Regions from separate parts of the Homo sapiens genome. Here regions 2 and 3 are each linked to region 1. Evidence: chromatin loops called from intact Hi-C (ENCODE). Cell type or tissue: Panc1. All regions are shown on one strand.

Region 1 (8,000 bases):
TATGTGGTTGGTGCTGCATGTAAATAATCAGCACTGTTGATTGTGATCTTGACAATTTTGCACAGTTTGGGTCCTGGCTACCTGAGATCATCTTTCTCCCCCGGGTGCTTCACAATAGCCACAAAGGGCAATGGAAGGCTATAAACTTGGTCAAAGACACATGGAGCCACAGGGTGCTTTGAGGGTCACTGAAGGGCAAGTATGCTTTGTGCACCATTTGTACCCCCTCCTCTGTGATCACTGGTGGTGAACTGGGGCAAACTTCCTCTAATGATTCCCCAAAGGAGGATTTTTTTTCCATCAAGTTCATGCCCTTGACCTTCAGATCAGGCAATGAAATCAGAAATGTTCAATAGCAGCAAGGCTAGGAACATTTATGCTGCTCTAAATAGCCACAACATAGCATCTATCGTATGATTTCTGAGCTAATATTGCTAATATAGAATTTTTAAATTAACTTATTCACTCAATAAATTTTTAATTAGGACATAGAGGTGAGATGACCCTCCATCCAAGCAAGAACACAAGTCAGGCTTTCAACTTTCAATAGAAGGTTAAACTGGCCTAGTGCATTCTGATATCTGAACCATGTGAGTCTCCTTTCAAGCAGTAATGCCAGATATTTGCACTCTAGGATTTTTGCCAGAATTTAATTTGAACAGACTGCTCCATGGATTCTGTCAAAATACAACAGGGAGAAGCGATTTTTGAGCACGATGGTTTATCCATTCCTCTCTTTAGGTATTCTAAACTGTCTTCTTTATCAAAATAGATCTCCAGAAAGCTATTTACTTGGACTACATAGACTTAAACCACTGAAGACCTATCTTCACTGAATTTACATTTTATTGTTATGCATTTAGCAATTCCTTTAAGAAATATCTACCTGAGAAACATTCCTGCAACCTTATATTGTGGAATGAGGAATTGAAAGTATTAGAAATTAAAGGGAGTTCAGAGACCTTTATTTCAGGATCAGCAATATCCTCAAGCTGCCTGGGTAATATCTTTAAAATTCAGCTCTCAGATTAATAAGAGAACAAAGTACCTACATTAAGTAATGATTAAAGTAAATGAGGTAACATAGAGTTCTGACACAAAGTAGATGCTTAAAAGAGTTGAATCTACATTTTGTATGAAATCTGTTGCTACTATGTTATTCTCAGTTCTTCAAATAAGAAACCAACACCAAGAAAATATTTGTTTTGTTTTTTTTAAGAATCATTACACTTCTTTCTTAAAAATAAAGAGAAGTGTCCACATTATGTATTTTTAGACTTGGCTGACAGGGTATAGCTAAATTTTTTTTTTTTTTTTTAGAAGGAATCTCACTTCTTCTCCCAGGCTGGAGTGCAGTGGCATGATCTTGGCTCACTGCAACCTCTGCCTCCCAGGGTCAAGCAATTCTCCTGCCTCAGCCTCTCCAGCAGCTGGGATTACAGGCATGTGCCACCATACTCAGCTAATTTTTGTATTTTTAGTAGAGATGGGTTCCATCCTGTTGGCCAGGCTGGTCTCGATCTCCTGACCTCAGGTAATCCACCCACCTCAGCCTCCCAAAGTGCTGAGATTACAGGCGTGAGCCACCGTGCCCAACCGGTATAGCTAAAGTTAATACTTTAACAATGATATTTACCTTGTTGTTTTCCATTGTTCCACATGGTCTTTTAAATTTCTATTTCTTATTTCATCACCCTATCATGGCTTTAAAGGTTCAGGAAATATTCAGCTAGATTTAAATCAGCTCCCTCTGTCTTTTCCCACAGTGGCTTTTCTATATCTTCATCACTGTCCCCAAGACAACACTATGCTCTACACCACTCAAAAAAATGGCCATAAATCTGTACTCGATTCTTAGGGCTGCTATAACAAGGTAGCTTAAACTGGATGGCTTAAAACAACAGAATTTTATTGTCTCATGGTTCTAGAGGCTGGAAGTCTGAGAACAAGATAGCCACAGGCATGCTCCCTGAGAGACTGTGTGGAATCCTGTCTCACCTCTTCCTAGTTCCTGGTGGTGGCCGTCAATCCTTGGCATTCCTTGGCTTCCAGCTGCATGACTCCAGTCCCTGCCTCTATCATCACATGGCATTTTCCTCTTTTTATAAGGTTGTATTGGATTAGGTCCCACCGAAATGACCTTATGAAGTTACACCTAGACCCTATGTCTAAATTAGGTCACATTCATAGTTACCAGAAGTTTAGACTTTTATCAAATCTTTTTGGGGAACACAATTCAATCCATAACAGCTTCCCACTTCTAGGAGAAAACTGAGCCCAAGTATTAATTGCTTCCAAATGTCTTCATAATATGTTCACAATTATCCATTGTGACCCTAATTCTTATGCACTTCCCTGAGCATCAGGAGGCAGCTCTCTCCTCTTTCCCAGGGCTGCACCTTCCAGCTGACCTCTACGTTCCCCCCCCTCCCTGCTTCTCCAGTTACCCCTCACTCCATCTCTCTCAGAACTTCACTTCTCTTCCTTTTGAATTCCTTTACTCTAGAATAGATTCAAGTCTTCCCCATCTATTTAAAAAAAAAAAAACCTTTATTTTGAATTTATTTGCTATTTTGAATCTACTTTTGCTATTATTAAGTTGTTCTCCTTCCCTTTGGAATCCAAACTTATAGAAAACTTATGGGACCAAAACATACAGAACTCTCCATTTCTGCATTCTTGCTACACGTCCATTCCACAAGGAATCATTGAGTGAAAAGGCACTGCTTGACCCTGACACTGGAGCCACAGAGGTGAGGCGGGTGACACAGCTCCTGATTTCAAGAAGAGAAAACAGATATTAGACAATACCTTCGCTTCTCAGTAGAAAAGAAGCTCCAGAGCTGTGAGAGTGCATAAGAAGACAAGACTAGACTGGGAAATTGGAGGATTCCCTGCAGACGATGTGACATAAACTAATAGGCAAAGAGTTCCTAAGTATTAACTACACAAAGGGGAAGTGGGGAAAATGTTCCAAGCTAAATGATTAATGGATGGGAAGTCCCTGAAGTAGAAGGAAATGTGTTTTCAAGGAACTGGAAGAGGGCTGGTGTGACTTTACTGTAGAGACTCAGGGGGAAATGGTACAAAATGATGTTTGTGGGACACCCAGTGAGCCACACTGAGGATTTGTTCTTTACTTTTAGGGTGGTAGGAAAATGACTTTAAGCAGGGATGGGACCTGATCACACTGCTTTTAAAAGGATCTCCTGGCTGGGCGCAGTGGCTCATGCCTGTAATCCCAACACTTGAGGAGGCCGAGGTGAGTGGATCACTTGAGGTCAGGAGTTTAAGACCAGGCTGACCAACATGGTGAAACCCTGTCTCTACTAAAAATACAAAATTAGCCAGGCGTGGTGGCATGTGCCTGGAATCTCAGCTACTTGGGAGGCTGCGGCAGGAGGATCACTTGAATTCAGGAGGCGAAGGTTGCAGTGAGCCAGGATTGTACCATTGTATTCTGGGCTGGGCGACAAGAATGAAACTCTGTGTGGAAAAAAAAAAAAAAAAAGATCTCTCTGGCCGTTAAGTAGAGAATAAATTAGGAGAGAGGAGGACAGATGGGAAAGAACAGTTAAGACACTGTTATAGGAGTCCAGCAGAGAGACTCTATAACTGCATTCTAGGGATGACAGTGGAAATAGAGTCCTGGGCATGTTGAAGACATATTAAGAAGATAGAATCAATGTGACTTAGTAATTGGTTAGCTATCTGGGGTGAAGGATAACCACATGTCCAGCCTGACCCCCAGGTTTCTGGCTTGACAGTTGGATAAATGACAGTGTCATCCCCAAGACAGGAAACACTGATTTCAGTGGTAGGGTGTCAGAATCAGAAAAGCGATGAGTTCCAATTAGAATATGTTGACTTGAGGTAGCCATGAGATCAAGTGGAATTGCTAAGCAGGCAATCCTCAACTTTAGCAAAACTGCTTAATCCTGCCAATAACCGGCCATTTGCTGAGTGTAATATTCAGCTCATTTGAACTCTGCAGCATTTGACACTATTAGTCATTCCTTTCTTGAAGCAAGAGCTCTTAATCTTTGATTTCTATTTAAAACAGTGTTCTCCTCCAGTTCTCTTCCTTCTCTGGCTTGTCTTCCTCTGCCTAACCTTAAAAGATCTGACTTTCAAATAGGACCTGAAATGAATAAACCTCAATTCTCCAGTCCCAACATCCCTCAAGACATACATATGAGATTCCTCTACTTAGATTTTCCACAGGTAGCTCAGATTCAATAAGCCCAGCCCAAATTAATGTCTACCTCTCCTCTCTCACCAAATTATTTCTTCTCCCGAATATGCTTCCTCATTTTATAGCGTCACAAGACAAACGAGGAGGATGAGGAGTCATCAGGCACTCCCTCACCACCAAAATTCAATCTAATTCTTATATTAAATAATTCTACCCAGGGAAGTCCCTGCCCCACTCCTTCACCACCTGTTCTCTCACTTCTTGCATGGGCTATGGCAATCCTGGTCTAACAGAAGGACTGGTGACCTTTTTCTGTAAAGGGTCAGACAGCAAACATTTTAGGCTTTGAGAGCCATCCTGTTCCTGTGATTATTCAACTCCCCGGTTGCAGAGCTAAAGCAGTAATGGACAGGGAATGGGCATGGCTGTAATCCAACAACAAGACTTAATATATAGACATAGAGATTGAATTTCATATAATTTTTACATGGCATGAAATAGTTTTCTTCTTTTTTAATCCCCCCACTTAAAAATGCAAGCACCGTTCTTAGTTCACAGGCTGTACCACAACAGACAGCAGGCAAGGTTTGTCCTTCAGGTCATCGTTTACTAAACCCTAGTCTAACGGCGCTCTCTCCCTCCACATGGCAGCCAGAGAGCAAGTCTGAAGTATGGAACTCACCTTCTAAAAAACCTGACTCCTTCCTTTGTGAATACACTTATGAGACCGAAACACACATCTCTTCCACCAGGTGGCCCCAAACTTATTTTCTAAATTCATTCCGTACTACCTTTCTCCCTGCATACAATGTTCCCAGACTCCAAGCATTCTAAACTGCTGGCTGTTCCCTGAGCGCTCATGCTCTGTGCCTTTTTAGTTGGCTCCAAGCTCATTCACATTAGACCCAAGCTAACCTAGTCTGGTGCTTTTTGGTAGCTAATGATAGCCCCAGAAAACATTTGAAGTAGGTGAGAGTTACCTACTACCCCACAACCTGGCTTCTTGGTTATAATTAAAGTAAGACTCATACCAAATTCTTCCACAACAGACATTAATTAGCAAGCAGACATAAGAGTGAAACAGCATATTTAACTTGAACTTCAGTGCAGTTTGAGATTTTGTCCATAATACCTCACCAGAGGCATGTGAAACAACATTCTGGTAGCAGGATTCAGCTAACTGAATATATTGTGTATACTGAATATACTGTATTTACTCCAATTCTGGCAACCAAGAATCAGAGAATAAGCCCTTACACCCAGAACTGATTGAGGGTTACATCTGATATGCCATTCTTAAGAGTAAGAGACAGAGACCTTGCTAAATTTCTATACCTAATCATGCAAGATAGGAGTGTCTCAAAAATATATTCACCAAACTACATACCTTGAACACCACTAATATAACTACTGAAAGCCCATTTCTAATATCTTGAATGGCTAATTAGTGACTAATTAGCTAGCCACTAATTTCACCAATGAAAGTCGATATAACTAGCATGAAACTAATAATATACATGTATTTTAAGCCTATAGTAATGAAGAGAGATTAAAAATAGCTAAAGCTTTTTCTCTATACCCTTAGAGTATAGGCTTGTGACTAAATGGCAGTGTACATGCCCCTTAGGTGTGCATAATCCAAATTAGGGGTCACCAGTTGACCCCTAAAGTATAGGTTTTTTGTTTTTGTTTTTGTTTTGAGATGGAGTCTCACTTTGTCACCCAGGCTAGAGTGCAGTGGCACCATCTCGGCTCACTGCAACCTCCGCCTCCCGGGTTCAAGCAATTCTGCCTCAGCCTCCCGAGTAGCTGGGATTACAGGTGTGCACCACTGTGCCTGGCTAATTTTTGTATTTTTAGTAGAGATGGGGTTTCGCCATGTTTGCCAGGCTGGTCTTGAACTCCTGACCTCAGGTAATCCACCCGCCTCCACCTCCCAAAGTGCTGGGATTACAGGCGTGAGCCAGCATGTCAAGCCTATAGTTTTAAATATTATACTCTTCTCTTACATAACATGTGACATTTCCACCACCTGAATGTTCTTCTCCTTCTTCTTTACCTAGAGAAAGTCTATTACCTTTGTGTGTGTGTATGTGTGTGTTTGCATGTGTGTTGATTAGTACATTTTTAAAAATTTAATCATCTTTTAAGACCCAGTTAAAAGTTGCCTATTATTTTAATAAATTCCCAACAACTTCTGTACATTACTTGCGGCCTAAGAGTAATAAACTTATTTTTAACCATTTCATAGATAAAGAAACTGAGGCTCAGGAAGTTTAAGTGGTTACCCCAGGTTAGGTGACAGAGCCAGAATTTAAACCCAGGATGGTCATACTAGATCCTATTAGTGAACTTATGGGGAAATGCTGAACAAAACAAAAAAGACCTAATAAGTTCAATTTAAGACCTACCTTAAGAAACCGTGCTATACTTTGTATGACTATTTACTTGAGGATGATTAAACTGGGATAAAATATAAAGAATAATAAAAGTGTCTGACATGCCTACCTCAAAGCTATTCGGTTTTATTCCATAGGTTTGAGATGAAACTCGCAGTATTTTGTGTATTTTTAATTAGGTATATACCAAAATTCAGTAAAGCCCTTTTCCTGCAATAATCAAAAGACTCTGGTCTCTTACTACTTAAAATTAATACATTGATGACTTATATTAAGTAGCCTGGCATATATTGGGTACTTGATAAATATTTATTACATAGATGAGCTACATTGGTTTACCATCCATTTTAAAATCTGACTCAAAGCCAGGCTACCAGATGTAGATTCTAGCCAATGCTCAAGGAAATAATGTCTTGATATACATCTTATCATATTACTAGGGTAATGTGAAGATTCCCTCTTAGATACACTTAGTCAACAGTTATTGAACCCTCATAGGCACTGAGAAACAATGTAATTTTCCCACACAAGGCATCTATTTGGAGCATATAACTTATACATTTGGTTATTTAGATTTCTCAGGCACGCCATCCACATTCAGTGTAAGATAGAGGTGATCTGAAAAACCTACCATCATCTATTTAGTCATCTGGACAAAGTGAGTCAGGGGAGTTATAAAATGTCAGAATTCCCAGCCAGTATAGTAAAGCACAATCCAAGTTCACTTATGGCAAAAGGATTAGGACATCAGCATTTAAAGTAATTCTCTCCAGCTCATAAATAAGCTCAAGGATGTATGCACTTAACAAAAGACTCCAGAGCTCCTTACGCAGTGACCTAATGTAGGGCATGGGATTATCCTTATAAAAGGATCACCAAAGAGGCATGTGATAAATACAAAATTAAAAGCGTGAATACAGAAGTGATTGTAGAACTTCTTGGCCCTGCTGATAACAGCAAGGATTTCTTTGTTGGCCTTATGTTCTATGGATGACACTGGTTTTGATTAGGAAGCAATTGAGAACTCAATGCCTCTCACATTTTGTGCCTTAGTACTTCTCTATCTCTGCTGGGAGAGCAGCAGTAATAAGAAACAGGTTCATGCTCATCATAATGTACCATTTCTGACTCAGAAATGAATACTAACTTGAGACTATGAACAATGCTCTTCTACTGGAAGCCCAACACCACAGAGGGTCTTTCTAGAACGTGTGACAAAAATGACACATTTTGAAGAAGAAGAAAAAAATGTTAGAAACCAAATAATCCTAGAAGCTTGGAAGCGTTTCTTTTTTTACAAAGAACATCATGGGTTTTCCATGTTCTATCTTCAGTAGGATGATGACCAGGGTCATTTTTATAGTTGCCTAAGAAATATATTTTTCCTCTATCACTATATTGAAATA
Region 2 (8,000 bases), 230 kb after region 1:
AGGATTAGAGGCCTCTCTCACGCCTATCAGGTACACAGCCGCCTACACTCTAACTACTGTGTAAGCAAGCACGTGTGTTCATCGTACTCCTAGGGAAGGAACTTTCTGCAAAAGTGGAAAATATTTTTTCCAAATTTCACACAATTGTGCAAAATCTCTGAAGAGAAAAAAATTAGCACTTTAAAGCAACAAAGATGAATCATGGTGTTAGAATCACAAGGAGGTGTCGGGCACGGTAGCTCATGCCTGTATTCCCAGCACTTTGGGAGGCTGAGGTGGGCAGATCTCACGATCCCAGGAGTTCAAGACCAGCTTGGGCAGTATAAGGAGACCCCGTCTCTACAAAAAATAAAGAAATTAGCCTAGTGTGGTGGCATGTACCTGTAGTTCCAGCTACTTGTTGGGGGTTCCGTGGGGGAAGGATTACTTCAGCCCAGAGGTTGAGGCTGCAGTGAGCTGTGGTCACACCACCGCACTCCAGCCTGGGCAACAAAGCGAGACCGTGTCTTCAAAAAAAAAAATCACAAGGAGAGATTTCATTCGAGTTTAATAGTAAATGTATTTGTGTCCTTTCTGCCTAATTCCAAGAGCCCTCTCACAATTGTTGAGGAAAAAAAAATCTTCTGATTGTTGGCTGATTTCTGTTTCAGGTGTGTGAATATCCTGATGGAACCAAGTCTTTGAAACTGGGAGACTTTGGGCTTGCGACTGTGGTAGAAGGCCCTTTATACACAGTCTGTGGCACACCCACTTATGTGGCTCCAGAAATCATTGCTGAAACTGGGTAAGACTTCTGGTGGCCCTGGTTAGTACTTTAACTTTGATGAGAAAGGTCTGTTTTGTTGCTATTGCTGCTTGTGTATACAGTTGGTAAGAAAGGTCTGTTTTGTTGCTATTGCTGCTTGTGTATACAGTTGGTAAGAAAGGTCTGTTTTGTTGCTATTGCTGCTTGTGTATACAGTGCCTCCTGTGAAGGTGGAGAATGGAAAGAAGTGAGAGTCTGTTGCCTGCACCATGATTTTGACCTCAGGAAGCAGATTTTATGCTTACCTGGCCAGAGCCCTGGCCTGGACTTGTGTTCTAAGGCCACTCTTGAGAGTATGGCAGTAGTCACCAAGACTGTGGTTAGGTTGGCAGAAACAGATGCCTTTTTCTAAAGTGTGATTCATTCATCTCTATGTGAAATGAAATGAATAATTTAACACTAAAATAATCCTTTTCCTAACAAATAAAGGCAATACTCCAGTACCATGGAAGGGTCTTGGGAGCCATCAGTTCTCTCCCCCTCACCCACTTTGTTTTCCTAGCTATGGCCTGAAGGTGGACATTTGGGCAGCTGGTGTGATCACATACATACTTCTCTGTGGATTCCCACCATTCCGAAGGTAGGCGGCCTTTTGGGCGACGTATTTGAATTGCAAATGTTCTCCCTTGGGTCCAGAAGCAGGTACTTTGCTCCTGGAAGTCGGGACTGTTTGGTCATTAAAAATGCCAGTTAAAAATTACATAAAACGGGGGGAGGGGGGAGGGATAGCATTGGAAGATATACCTAATGCTAGATGACGAGTTAGTGGGTGCAGCGCACCAGCATGGCACATGTATACATATGTAACTAACCTGCACAATGTGCACATGTACCCTAAAACTTAAAATATAATAAAAAAAAAAAAAGAAAAAGAAAAAAAAAAATCAGAAAAAAAAAATTACATAAAACACCTTTCGCTTTTTAATTTACAGCCTATTAATGTATATTCTCATTAGCATACTTTGGGTGTGAGGTGAAGGCCTTTGCTTTGTGTTTGGTTGGTCCTCTGAGTTTCCAGTGTTCATTCTTTCATAAAAATAAACCCATAATACAGTGTCTACCATGTCCAATTTCTCCATCTTTTCAAATGACAGCAAGATTTAAAGAGCCTTGTGAAGCAGTCCGAATCCTTCCAGGTATGTCATCTTCCATTTCTTCATAGTGGTCTCTCTCACTCAATTAGGCAGCAGTTTTTATATCCTCTTTCCAAGCATTCAAGTTTGTTCTCATAGAAACAGGATCTCTTTCTTCTTAAAATTCATTTTATTGGTTCATGTGACATTTAATTAAGAATAGAATTACAAACACTTGTGGTATAAATAGGCCTGGGAATACACAGACTGAGTGAGTCTTGGTAACCATTTGCTTCACATGGTGGGAGCAGAGATGGCCACTGACAATGGTCAGAGTATTTGAGCAGGGCACGGGAGCACACTCATTGGCCTGGCAATCTTTGTGCAGGGAATGAGTGAGGGGCTTCAGCCACAGCTCTTTTGATGAGTTTCATCTCCCCCTCTGGAGCAAATGAATTACTCTGAAGCAGAAGTTCATCTAACCATGCATGTTCTGTTTTCTTCTGAGTTTTCTTGACCTCTTTTCACTTTAATCTCTTCCCTTTGTTCATTTTGTAACTGTCTAATGAGTAGCTACTGTGTGCCAGGCATGATTTTAAGTGCTAGGAATAAAGTGGTGAACAAAACCTGAGGTTGTGGTTTCCCTTAGTTTATTTGACTAGCCATAACAAAATATCATATACAGTGTGGCTTATAAACACCAGAAAATTCATCCTTCCAGTTCTGGAGGTTGAGAATTCCAAGATCAAGGTACTGCAGATTTGGTGACTGTTGAGGGCTCACTTCTTGGTTCATAGACAGCCATCTCCTCACTCTAACCACATACAGTGGAAAGGGCAAGGGAATCTCTGGGGTCTTTTGTAAGGGCCCTAATCTTATTCATGAGAGCTCCACCCTTAACAATAGCATGGCTGCCCAAAGGTCCCATCTCCTACTACCATCACATTGGGCATTAGGTTGCAGCATGTGAATTTTGGGGAGACATGAACATTTAGCCTATGGCATGGTGTTTATAGTGTTGTACTGGGTCACTATGTGAAAAATGGTTTTATCTTCTTTTCCATCCAACATTTTATTGTGAAAACTTTCAAACATACAGAAAAGTTGAAAGGATTATCTTTTTAAAATTCTCGGTTTTCCCATTGCGTTGAACAATTTTCTAATTGGCATTGCAGTAAACATAAGACTGACAGATGTTAGTCTCTACTTTTGAAAGCCTTATGCTATAGATAAAGACACACCTCACAAGACTATTGATCAAAGAGAATAAGCAGAGCATGAGGGAGTGCTTAGTTCAGGGCTGGAAATCACAAGGATGTAGCATTCATGAAAGATGTAGCATTTGAGTGAGACCTTTGTGGTATTAGTGGAGTTTTTGTAGGTGGAAAGATATTTCCATCTGGCCGTCAACATCGTGGTCTTCCACCAAAGTCATTAACTAGGTGGGTTACACAGACTGTAGAATTACTGTACATTTCAGTTAGCTTTTGCTGAGTAACACACTACCCCTGAAGTTAGGAGTGTGAAACAATTGCATGGATCAGTTGAGTGAATCTTCTGAGCTGGCTGGCTCAGCAGGGGCTTGATGGTCTAGGATGACCCCACTTGCACACCTGGTAGGTGGCTCAGTGTCCACTGGGACAAGAGAGATGACTTGGCCCTGTGCTTTCATCATGCAGGGGCTGTCCTGGGCTTCCATGAGAGTGGATGCAAGATTCCCCAAAGCAGCCAGAGACAGGGCAAGTTCTGCTCCCCGAGCACTTCCTCAGCCTCTGCTCACCTCACACTTGATGTGCCGTTAAGCAAATCAAGTCAAACAGCTAACCCAAGAGTAAATGTGGGAGAAAATGAGCTAAGTATATAGTGGGAAGGGAATAATTTGTGGCCATTTTTAAAGTCACACCGGGCCTTGGCTGGTCTCAGTGATGTCATGTTTTGGGAGAAGGGGTCAAGTGGAGAAGGGGAATGCATCTTGATGACAGGTGATCCTGGGCCAGTTACAGTGGAGTTCCCTTCCCTGGCTAACCCAAGCTGGGATCAGCTGGGAAAGGGTCTTGGGTGATGAGTTTGAGCGGACTGTGTGCTCACAACTCCCTCTAGTGTTTGCAGTTGCTGGTGCAGCCTGAGAGTTTTTTCTTTCACTGCTTTTTACTTTTTAAAAAAAGTGAGACTCAAATTGAAGAGGATGCATTTATCATGGATTGATACTGAACGGGGAGCAGCTTTTTTGTGGGGTCTAGAGATAAGTTTAGCTAATCAAAAGCAATAAAGCTACATTCTGAAAGCTGCTGCCCTTATATGCTGCCTTCAGAAGCAGGTCATAGACCTCCAGGTAGCTTTTAAAAATTAAGACAGCGCTTTCCCTCTTTTATATCATATTGTGATGAAAGAGAATCTGTAATGTTAAACGTGTGTTACCAAAGTGTCTTCATGGCATACAGCGACATTCTGGGTAGATTTTATAACCTACTATAATACAGAAATGCATGTCATTAATTACGGACATGGTACTTTAAATTACGGTAAATAAGTTTGGTATAAAGTAGATTGTCTACATTTGTACTTAAAAGTCCTTCACATATTTCAAATAGTCTCTTTGTTTTATACAAAAGACAACTTTAACCCAAAGCATTTAAACTACAATCGTTACTTGGAATTTACAGTTTTAGCTTCTCTGACGATAGCATCTTTCATTCTTTCTTCCTTCAGGCTTTTCAGGTTTTAGTTGTAGTTTGACATGTGTTCTCTTTCTAGTCTTTTTTTTTTCTTTTTTATAGGCAGGATCTTGCTCTGTCACCCAGGCTGGTGTGATCACAGCCCACTCCAGGCTCAAGGAATCCTCCCACCTCAGCCTCCCAAGTAGCTGGGACTACAAGCACACACCACCATGCCCAGCTTTTTTTTTTTTTTTTTTGGTAGAGATAGGGTCTCACTTTGTTGCCCAGTCTGTAAATTTTATTTTTTAATTTTTTTAATTTATTTTTTAAGAGACAGGGTCTCTGTTGACCAGGCTGGAGTGTAGTGGTGCAATCATAGCTCACTGCAGTCTCCAACTCCTGGCTCAAGCAATCCTCCTCCCTCAGCCTCCTGAGTAGCTGAGACCACATGTGTGCACCACTATATTGCACTAGTTGTTGAAGTTTTTCGTTGAGATGGGGTCTTGCAGTGTTGCCCAGGCTGGTCTTGAACTCCTAGCCTCAGGCAGTCCTCCCACTCCAGCCTCTCAAAGTGTTGAGATTATAGGTGTGAGCCACTGTGCCTGAGCCATTTCCCTCTAGTCTTTTTCAACATCAGATTCATCATTACCGAGAAGTAGATTGGTTTTTCAGAGGCACCCAAAATTTTAGTTGTTGTCTAAGCAAGTCTGCTCTTAGGGTCACTGACAAAAAGTATTATTTGTGTGACTATACTGAAATTTTTGTTTCTCTTAAAACACACACAAAATGCTCCAAGTGGAATGTTTGAACATCATTTGGGAAATAGCTTACAACATTTTCAGGTTTACCTTTTCTGAATTATAATGCTTTGTCATTGAAAAGAGAGCGTGTGCACAAACTCTTTTGTTGTTTTTCAAGTTTTTCTTAATGGACATTTTTAGACTTACGGCACCTTGGTCCAAAGGCTATATTGTTTTAGAATTTAAAAATGCCATGAAGGATCTCAGCCAGATTGTGGAGTATCAATGCGATACCGGATCCAGTGTGGATTTAATCAGAACAGCTTTTCTTACATGACTGCTAAGAAAGATAAATTAGCTTTCTATTTTTCTAGTGCGGGGCAGGCCCCAACTGTCAAAGCTCTTGCAACTTACAGTGGATACTTCAGGGTCCCATTCTCATTGCTGAGACACCCTGTGGTTTTGTTTGTTGACTCAGGGTATTTTGCCAAGAACCAGCTGCTATAAATGACTGCTGTGCACACACTTCCAGCTTTTTAGCTATTTATTAACAAAATAAAAGCTGTATACATTAACAAAATATAAGATATTTGAGATTCCAGAAAAAATAAGGGGGAGTTGAGTGGAATAATAGGTAAGGATGACTAAAAAGAATGATTGTGGAAATAGCTCATTTTAAATATCTTTTTCTAACATCATATGTTGGAGCCCTCTGGTTCTCTGAAGTTTTCCACTAAATCTAATAATCTTAGATGTATTCTGTACTCACTTTGAAGGAGCAGTAAGCTGAGTTCACTCAGCAGGGAAATAACAGTGAAAAGGAAAGAAAACATTTTGACACTAAGAAACGCGTGTGCATTCACAGGAAATCACTCTTTGGGACAGTAGTGGTAATCTCTTTCTCTTGCCTGGCCCAGTTATCTGTCCTGACTTTCACTCCTCAGTGTGCCTCTTCACCAAACTCTGTGGACCAGTGGGTGTCCATTCAGCTGGGCTTGCTTTTTTTTGTTGTTTTTATTTTATTTAAGTTCTAGGGTACATGTGCCCAACGTGCAGGTTTGTTACATATGTATACATGCGTCATGCTGGTGTGCTGCACTCATTAACTCATCATTTACATTAGGTATATCTCCTAATGCTATCCCTCCCCCTTCCCCTACCCCATGACAGGCCCCGGTGTGTGATGTTCCCCTTCCTGTGTCCAAGTGTTCTCATTGTTCAATTCCCACCTATGAGTGAGAACATGTGGTGTTTGGTTTTTTGTCCTTGCGATAGTTTGCTGAGAATGATGGTTTCCAGCTTCATCCATGTCCCTACAAAGGACATGAACTCATCCTTTTTTATGACTGCATAGTATTCCATGGTGTATATGTGCCACATTTTCTTAATCCAGTCTATCATTGATGGACATTTGAAATAGGAACACTTTTACACTGTTGGTGGGACTGTAAACTAGTTCAACCATTGTGGAAGACAGGGTGGCAATTCCTCAAGGATCCAGAACTAGAAATACCATTTGACCCAGCCATCCCATTACTGGGTATATACCCAAAGGATTATAAATCATGCTTCTATAAAGACACATGCACACGTATGTTTATTGCGGCACTATTCACAATAGCAAAGACCTGGGCTTGCTCTTAAATGTCATGAATATTTACAAAGCTCACAAACTCTACTCTTTTTTTTTTTTTTTGAGACAGAGTCTTGCTCTGTTGCCCAGGCTGGAATGCAGTGGTGCGATCTCAGCTCACTGCAACCTCCGCCTCCCAGGTTCAAGGGATTCTCCTGCCCCAGCCTCCTGAGTAGCTGGGATTACAGGTGCGCACCACCATGCCTGGCTGATTTTTTTGTATTTTCAGTAGAGACAGGGTTTCACCAAGTTGGTCAGGCTGGTCTTGAACTCCTGACCTCAGGTAATCCACCCACCTTGGCCTCCCAGAGTGTTGGGATTACAGGCATGAGCCATCACACCCAGCCAACTCTGCTCTTTTTAATAGGAGAGGAATGAGGGAGCCATGTCATCACAACAGCCCTAGAATTTATTGCTAGACACTGTCCTGAATGATCTGTTTCTCAGGACACCACGCTTGCCCTTGTTCCCCTTTGAGAGGGTTGGTAGCAAAACCCTGAAGGCTGGGTGAAGAAATTCCAAGAAAAGTTTGCACACTCGCCGGGTAATACTTAACTTGCACTCCTGGATTTTGAAGTTGACTCCAACAGCCCATTCTGAGCTTTCTCATGGGGCCTTGTAATGGCCTGGAAAACTAGTGATGCTGTTCCTCACTCTAGCCATCGATGCACCCACCAAGTGAGGGGGCTGTGGAGGTGAGGTTATATGGGAGGTTGGGGACGTCTTCCCCAGTGGTGTTTCCACATTTCCATGACATCATTCATGAGAAGTCAGGTCAGCCTGTATTCATCAGGCACTAACTGTGTAAGTGCACCTCCGAGGGTGGGTCAGTCAGGCGCAGGTTGGAGGGATGCCCCTGTGAGCTGCTGACATGGGTTTGCCTCAGCCTGTGCCATTCTGCTTGGCATCTTGGGTTGGCCCTTCCTCTCAGACTGAGCTTAAATGAAAGTCAGTTTCCAAGAGTGAACTAATTATTTCATGAATGTTTATCCAGATCCTGAACTCCTTATGACTTTTTCATATGTTGGCTGTTCCACTGATCTTTGGCTGTTAAAGTGCAAAGAAGAAGGGAAAGGAGATCGGACTTAGATT
Region 3 (8,000 bases), 200 kb after region 1:
TTATATTTATCAAAAGAAGCAGGCATTTTTCTGAAGTACTAACTTGACTTAAGTCAGTTCATAATGTGATTTCAGTGGACTTTTAAATTGTCAATTCCCAGAAAAGTTACATAAATTAAGAATTAGTAGTAAGCTAATTATTTTCAGATTTTTCTCCTATTTTCCCTGGAACAGATTGGAAGTACATTGTTATTAATAGAAGTAACTTTCAAGAGAACTAAAATAAAAATAAGTTGATTTACCTCTTTTCAGGTTTGTTGTTTCAAAATTTGTTAACGCAAAAGCGAGTGGCTCCTAGAGCTGGTTAATTGTTCTAGGGCAGATCTAGGGTAACCTTTCCAGTGAGCCACATGCCAAGGTCCTTCATATTCCTCCCCCAGGCCATTGCCCCAGGTGGGGCTGAGATCCTTAACCTAGGACCGCTTTGGGGGATCAGATGGGACACTTGAGTGCCTGCTTACTCTGGGTCTTGGTCACTTCCCCATTTTTTGTTACCCATTGGTAATCCCAGCTCCCGTCTTCCTAGTCCATCTTCACCTCTAAACCCAATATTGTCATTTTCTGTTTTTGCCACTAGGCCAGTTGGTGCTGCTTATTAGTAATTACAACTATGGCTTCAGGACAGGACAGCTAACCATTTCAAAGAAATACATGTTAATATTCTGTGCACACACCTGCCTCACACATGCATGCATACTTGTGCAGGGTCACTCACATTTGTTAAGATTAATGGAATTTTTAAAACCTAATAAATTGTATTATTGCTGAGACATTAAGTAAAATTGTTCCTTCTATGCTAGGTGTATCTTAATTATTATAGTAACCCCAGCATTTAGCACACAGTAAATGCTCAAGGATTACTTATTCACACCGAGAGGAATAAAGACAAATTTGTTGATTAAGGGAAATGTTGATTACTGGTCAAGATTGAACATAAGATTATAAGTAAGACAAAGAACAGTTGTCTTTCCAGGACCACCCCCTGTTCTCCACCACTATGCCTGAGGCCTGTGGGCTTTGCTAACAGCTGTGATACTTCCTCTGGGTTTTCTTTTTCTTATCTGTAAAACAAGACTTTTGATTTTAAATGACCTCTAAAATGCTAGGAATATAGTTCTGTTAACTTGCCGAAAAACCTAACTAAAAGGCTAGGAAGTCTATTTTTTGTCCTTTTACTTCAATGCTGTTGTAAAACACTGAATTTTACATTAAACATGAGTAACTAATGTCTCTGCCACACTGATTCAGCTTTTAGGCCACAATCCCAAAGCTCTCTAACTACTACCTATTCTCATGGGTCCTGCCTTATGAAAATTTCATCTCATTACAGTTCCCATAATCTGTAGTATATATTGTCATTGGGATGAAAACCTTCTTTTTAAATAATGCAATTTAGTCAGGTTACTTTACTGTACCAAATACCCTAATTTTGATGTCATTGCAAGGCACCAGCTTATTTTTTTTTATTCAGTGGCATGACAGATGAGGAATTACAGATAATTACCGTGTGTTAGTACTGTGCGTTTCCCTTCCCTTCATTTAAAATAGCTTATTAAGATCAGTTAAGAGGGAATGTCTGAGAATGGAGGATTGTTTTTCGTGGGCAGGAACTCTTTACCACTATTTATCCTAGTTAGATGCTCTAATGGCCTTGGGGGATAGATAATCTTTTTCCAGAGAATCAGAGAATTGATAAAAGCAAGCAAACCAAGCCACGACAGCATGTGCAGGAGCTGACAGTCTCTCTAGCTGCCAGGACACAGCTTTTGGCATTGAGGGTTTTGTTACTATCTGGATTTTATTCACTAGGGAACTAAATAAGGTTAAGGGTAAGCAGAATTTGATGTTCTGTCACCGTTTTTCCCTCTTTGTATACATGTCTGGGAATTATTTTAATATTTTGGTAGGGGCATTGAAAGAACTGAAAATGAAAATAGGATATGTTTAATCTCTGATCATGGATTGTTAGTGACACTTTGGTTTGCTCATTAAGAGAGATATAAAATATAGACAATCCACCCTCCTCTCCACAAAATGTACTCGTAGTTTTCTTGGTACTCTTACGAGAAAGATGATTCTGCTAAGACTGTGTTCTTTGAGGGGCTGGAAAAAAGCCAGTAGCGGAAGGAAAGCTTTCTTCAACTTGTGAATGATTTTTTTGCAGGTGAGCATGTAAGAAATAGGGTGGTGACCAAGTAATTAAGGTTCTTTAACCTTAAACTGAGAGACTTTAGGACAACTGAGAGTTAGTGGTATCTTGATTATATATTTGTTTTGTTCAAGTAGTATTAAAGAAAAAACACTAATTATTCCAGATACTTGTTAAAGACTATAAGGGAGACTTTATTCAAAGAGTGGGGGTGGTCCCTGGCAATTGGTATAGAGACCACTGTAGTGGAGCCTTGCAGGGAGGAAAAGAGGAAATCCAGCTCCAACAAGGAAAAGTGGGGATTATAACCAAGGAGCAGGGTGGGCATCAGCAGATGGAAGAGTATTAGAGGAACCATCCAGCATAAGAGGCTTCCGGCTCAACCGACTTGATAGGCTTATTGCTGAAGGCAGGCTGGGGTGATCTGACATCAGAGTCAGATACCAAGTACAGGGGATTTTCCCTGAACTGACTTAACAGGAATCTTGCTCAGGCCTCAGCCTGGATTCTGCAAGGACAGGGAGGGAAGCCCAAGGTTGGGCCTAGTCAAGCAGAGGATTTTGTAGAACAAAAACCAAAAGAGGGGCTAAGCAGTTTTGAAGTGGCCTAACAAAATAAGTTTTGGTCATAAAAGTTTTGGTCATAAAAGAGTTTTTGTCAGTAGTTACCTAAAACCATAAAGTGTAAAAACTGGAAGTAGTTTCAAACCTTGTTTAGTCTTCAAGATGGAGAAACGGAGTTTTTTTTTTTGTTTTTGTTTTGTTTTGTTTTGTTTTGTTTGTTTTGTTTTGAGACGGAGTCTTGCTATGTTGCCCAGGCTGGAGTGCAGTGGCGTGATCTTGGCTCACTGCAACCTCTGCCTCCCAGGTTCAAGTGATTCTCTTGTCTCAGCCTTCTGAGTAACACATTTGCTCCACAGGAAAAAGGGTTGAGAGATTGGGAGGGGAATAGGGAGGGGGAGGTGTGGGAAAAAGAGAGAGGAAATCCTGGGGTTAGGGAGGAGGCTGGGTGAAGAGGGGTGGAAAGACAGAGAAAAATACCTGGTGACAACTTTTCCTGAGAGGCTTGGGGGAAAAGTTTGCTAATAGGTATCTAATGGGAGCTCCTTGAAAGTGAAACTGTCCACACTGTGCCCATTATTTCCACCTAACCCCATAAAGCTTTAGTACAATAACAGAGTTCACAATAGTTTAGCGTTTTTGGTTTTCTTTGGAAGACAGTACTCAGTGGAGCTGAGTATTGTCAAGATGGGTATAGATTGGAATTAGCATATCCAGATTCAGCAGATACATGGGTTACAAGGATGTGGGATGATGTTCTGTGGTGGGCCTGTGATGGAAGTCACCCTGTGGGTATGGTGGCATAGCTGGGTGTTGAGCCCATGCTCATAAACACTACCAGCCCCAAGGACACAGTGGGAAAGCAAGATCAGTCTTCTTAAACAAATGATTGGAAACAACATGATCAGACCAAAAATTTGTAAAATTAGTTATTAAAGGCTAACGCCATCCAGCAGGTCCCTGTTAGGCCTCTTCCCCAGAACCTAGCTCCTAGGTATTAGAACTTGGCTTTGCTTCTGTTTGGACTTAGGGAATCTGACTTTCCTGAAGGTCAGGGCTGCTCCTGGTGATGGTCACCTAGGGAGGAGGCATTTCTGCAGGCCACACACAGCCTCTCTCACCTCAGTGGCCCCAGGCTGCCTCCCACAGCCAGGAACATGGGGAGCCCTGGGGCTTCTGAAATAAAGACAATTCATGCCAAGTTGTACTATGCCTTTGTTACGAGGCTACAGATCTCCTCGAGACTCTGGTTTATTTTCCTTTTGTCCTCTAATTCTTAAGTTTTTTTGTGATTATTCCGAGCTATTCTAGTTAAGCTAAGGGTAACCAGGATAAAAGTCTTGGTCTGCTTTGGCCAGATTATTAAGGTGGGAATGGTGCCCCCTGGTGTGCAGCTACACAGAGGACCTGGAGGAAGAAGGAGACCTGAGCTCCCTCCCTCCTCTGCTGCCTCCTCCATTTGGAAACAGACACAGGATGGTGATCAAAAGCACGTGAAATGTAACAGCCCTTTTAGAATTTGTCTAGCAGGGTTTCTGGTGGTACCAGCAGACTCCACACAGGTAAATCTATTACAACATTTAGGGCCAGGTGCGGTGGCTCATGCCTGTGATCCCAGCACTTTGGGAGGCCAAGGTGGGTGGATCACGAGTTCAGGGGTTCAAGACCAGCCTGGCCAACAATGGTGAAACCCCATCTCTACTAAAAATACAAAAATTAGCCAGGCGTGGTGGCAGGTGCCTGTAATCCCAGCTACTCGGGAGGCTGAAGCAGGAGAATCCCTTGAACCCTGGAGGCAGAGGTTGCAATGAGCCGAGATCCTGCCACTTCATTCCAGCCTGGGCTACAGGGCAAGACTCTGACTTAAAATTAAAAATGGAAAAAAAGCACATGAAGTCCAAGTGCCTGGGTTTGATCTTGGCATGGCCACTCTTAAGCTGTTTTACCTTGGATAAGTCACATCACCCCTATCTGTGGAAAAAGGGATTAATAGGACCTACCGCACAGGATTGAGATTGATTAAATATGGAGAAAGCAGTTAGGGTAGCCTTGTTATTCTTTCTTACCGTAAACCTTGGCATTTCCAGGTTCCATTTTCACGTGAAGGCAGTTTTACTTGCAAAAAACTAACATGCAGTAGCGTACAAGGGGGAAAGAGAAGGTGAGAGAAGTCAGACTCCAGATTTTATTACCTCCTCTGCTTTTCTATCACCAACTTTTCCTCTCAACTCTCCCTTCACCTCTGCTTTCCTGCCCTCTTCACATACTCCAACCCTATCAATAATCTATAAATGACTCTACTAGGAACAGATTATCCCACCTGGGAGGCTGAGGCAGGAGAATTGCTTGAATCTGGGAGGCGGAGGTTGCATTGAGCTGAGATCGCACCACTGCACTCCAGCTTGGGCAACAGAGCGAGCCTCTGTCTCCAGGAAAAAAAGAAAAAAGGTTATTCTGGCAAGGCACAGTCGCTCACGCCTTTAATCCTAGCACTTTGGGAGGCCGAGGTGGGTGGATCACCTGAGGTCAGGAGTTTGAGACCAGCCTGGCCAAAATGGTGAAACCCTATCTCTACTAAAAATAGAAAAACTTGCTGGGTGTGGTGGCATGTGCCCATAGTCCCAGCTACCTGGGAGGCTGAGGCAGGAGAATCACTTGAACCCAGGAGGCAGAGGTTGCAGTGAGCGGAGATTGCGCCATTGCACTCCAGCCTGGGTGACAAGAGCAAGACTCTGTCTCAAAAAAAAAAAAAAAGAAAGAAAGAAAAAGGTTATCCCAAAATTTAGCAGCTTAAAACAAAAGAAGTAGAAAATTTATTTTCACACACAGTTTTTACGGGTCAGAAATTCAGGAGCAGCTTAACTGGGTGGTTCTGGCTCAAGATCTCTCATGAGGTTGCAGTCAAGACGCGTCCCAGGGCTGTAGCCGCCTGAAGGCTTGACTGGGAATGGAGGATCCCCCTCTGTAGTCACTCATTCACTTGCTGGCAAGCTGGTGCTGGCTGTTGGCAGAAGGCCTCGGTTACTCGCCATGTGGACCTCTCTGTAAGTTGGCTTGAGTTTCCTCAGAACACAGCAGGTGGCTTTCCCCAGAACCAAGTGATAAGAGAGAGAGAGAGAGAGAGAGTGCCATACAGAAGCTGTCCATTCTGTGACCTAGCCTTGGAAGCCAGACCCCATCTCTTCCATAATATCTTGGTGGTCACACACCAGCCCAACTCAGCATGGGGAGAGACATCACAAGGGCATGAGAAACGGGAGCTGGGGCTCATGAGGGCTATTGTGGAGTCTGGCAGTCACACCAGCCTTCTCTCCATTTTCATCTCTTTATCAGCCACTCAAAATTTCTGCCCTGGGCTGGTCTGGCTTCCTCATCCTGTCCTTTCCAACCTTCCTGTCCATCCTCTTTTTTGAGGGCTGCCAGAGTCTCACCCCATCAATTTTATTGCTTTGTTCTCCTTCCAGTCCTTTTGTTCGTCAGACTGCTGACTCCCTACTCATTCTTTTTCCTTCTCTTCAAATCCTAGAATCCCACCCCTGTGGACCTCGTTTGCTTCTTTTAATGCTCGTCTTCCTGATTCTCCATTTTTCTGCTTGACCCCAACCTATGATCTTCTGTTCCCTCTGTGCAAGTTCCTCAGAGTCTCTTCAATCTAGCTGATAACTTTTCCCATAGGAATATTTGCTATGCTTAAATCACAGCATTTTCTTTGGGACAGATAGGCAATAAAGAGTAGTAAATGTGTCATCAGCTACCAGATGGATGAAGAAAGCATTTCCCTGAACTTTAATTCATCATTCATGTTCCAGTTTAAGACTTTTAAGGCAATAGTAACTTCAGGCTTCAGAGTCACAGCACATCTGTGGACACTGAGGGATAAAATGTTTCGTGTTTTGATGCTGAAGTGTATGCCTGGAGGCTCTCTGCTGTGAGCATTCTTGCCGGTTGAAAGAAGGAAGAAAAAAGTACATTTGGAACATTATCCAACATCTTGAGATTATGAACTGTCTGATGTGCTGATATTTTATCTGATGATGTCTCCTGGGTCTGCTGGTGGTGAAAGATTTTCCAGATTTGTGAAGTGTGATGAAAGGGCTGGTAGTATCTCATCCTGACTGGCAGAGCTAAAATGTAACTCTTCGACCTTCTGAACTTGAACACTTCTTTTCGAAGCTGTGAAATGTAAATCCACAGTAGCTGCTGACCTTAGACATTTTTGCTTTTCCCTGGAGCTTTGGCTTTTCTTTTGTAATTAAGACTAGTTGATAACCTTCAATACTAAGAAACTGACCACTTCTCATTACTCCAGAGATGGATGGTGACTTCATCTTTCCATATAATTGATTTTGTAGAACAAAAACCAAAAGAGGGGCTAAGCAGTTTTGAAGTGCCCTAACAAAATAAGTCATAATGCATCTCACACTTTGAGGACAGTGATTTGCACATTGTAGTTGCTCAGTCAAATCTGGTGCACTTGGGAAGTAAATGACTCACCTGGGCTGAAGCCTATCTTTCTGAGGATGCAGGGAGGGTTTACCAAGTAAATCAGTGTATAAATAGGATCAATTGTAAGAATTTCATTTGAATACAACTGGCATATGTGTTAAACTTAAATGCCCCATTATTCATGAAAGTGGGCCCAGAAATTCTTCTTGGTAGTGCATTATAGGTAACTGGATGGAGTTAAAGACTTAGAGATTGTCATTGTGGCTGCTTGTAGTAGCCTCCATAGTTATAACAGAAGAGGCAGACACCTCTCTCATCACCCTGGCATCCTAGAAATCAGTGAAACCTCACAGTGAAAGCATGCAGGTATTTTTAGCAAGTAGGCATGGTCACACCACCTGTCTGTTGGTCACAATCCAGTAAGCCAACACCTTACTCGAAAGGCTTACTCAGAGGGGTGCGATGAGATTCTCTGCTGGTTTTGGCAAGCCATGTAGTCACCTGTGGTGGTTTCTGTATTTGGAAGAACAGGAAAGCAGAAGTTGGGCTCCACACTGCCCCTTTGATAGACTGTAGAGATGGCTGTTGTTTTAAGCCATATTCATGTTCAGGCAGTGGATTCTATTTAACACTGTTAACCAACCACAAGTCTTAAGTGCCACTGTTTTTGCCAAACGAAACCAAATCTAAGCATGCAGCCTGTGTTACCACCCTCTGGGTGCTGATTCCGATTGTTTTCATATCTCATACTGAAGTATTTCAAATTATCAGAAATCCAATATGAAAATAATAAAGGTTTCTGTTCTTGGATACATTCCTAATTCAGCATTTATAATACTTTACAC

Evidence for each region. Peaks named below come from ENCODE experiments on the same cell type or tissue, not always from the same donor. Only the 100,000 strongest peaks of a DNase experiment are listed, where the experiment ranks them.
Region 2: a loop joins it to region 1, with 4 times the contacts of the local background. A loop is called at or near these places in 65 of 110 quality-filtered maps.
Region 3: it touches region 1 in a loop (3-fold over the local background); 74 of 110 quality-filtered maps call a loop at or near these places.

Annotation. Positions count from the first base shown.
Region 1 is chr4:150,005,765-150,013,764 of GRCh38, forward strand. No RefSeq gene overlaps it. Among named protein-coding and RNA genes, the nearest start is that of DCLK2, 69 kb to the right of the region's middle. In Panc1, CTCF peaks have their summits at 4,938 (motif pointing right) and 5,139; a DNase peak (open chromatin) is centred at 4,957; H3K27ac peaks cover 2,311 bases.
Region 2 is chr4:150,239,092-150,247,091 of GRCh38, forward strand. It overlaps DCLK2 (doublecortin like kinase 2), which reads left to right. Exons shown (of 16, transcript NM_001040260.4): 11 at 651-784; 12 at 1,308-1,385. Among named protein-coding and RNA genes, the nearest start is that of DCLK2, 160 kb to the left of the region's middle. In Panc1, CTCF peaks have their summits at 3,964 (motif pointing left) and 4,169; a DNase peak (open chromatin) is centred at 3,990; H3K27ac peaks cover 5,198 bases.
Region 3 is chr4:150,205,501-150,213,500 of GRCh38, forward strand. All of the region lies in intron 5 of DCLK2 (doublecortin like kinase 2), which reads left to right. It also overlaps the pseudogene RNU7-194P. Among named protein-coding and RNA genes, the nearest start is that of DCLK2, 130 kb to the left of the region's middle. In Panc1, CTCF peaks have their summits at 4,093 (motif pointing left) and 4,293; no DNase peak of the experiment used is centred here.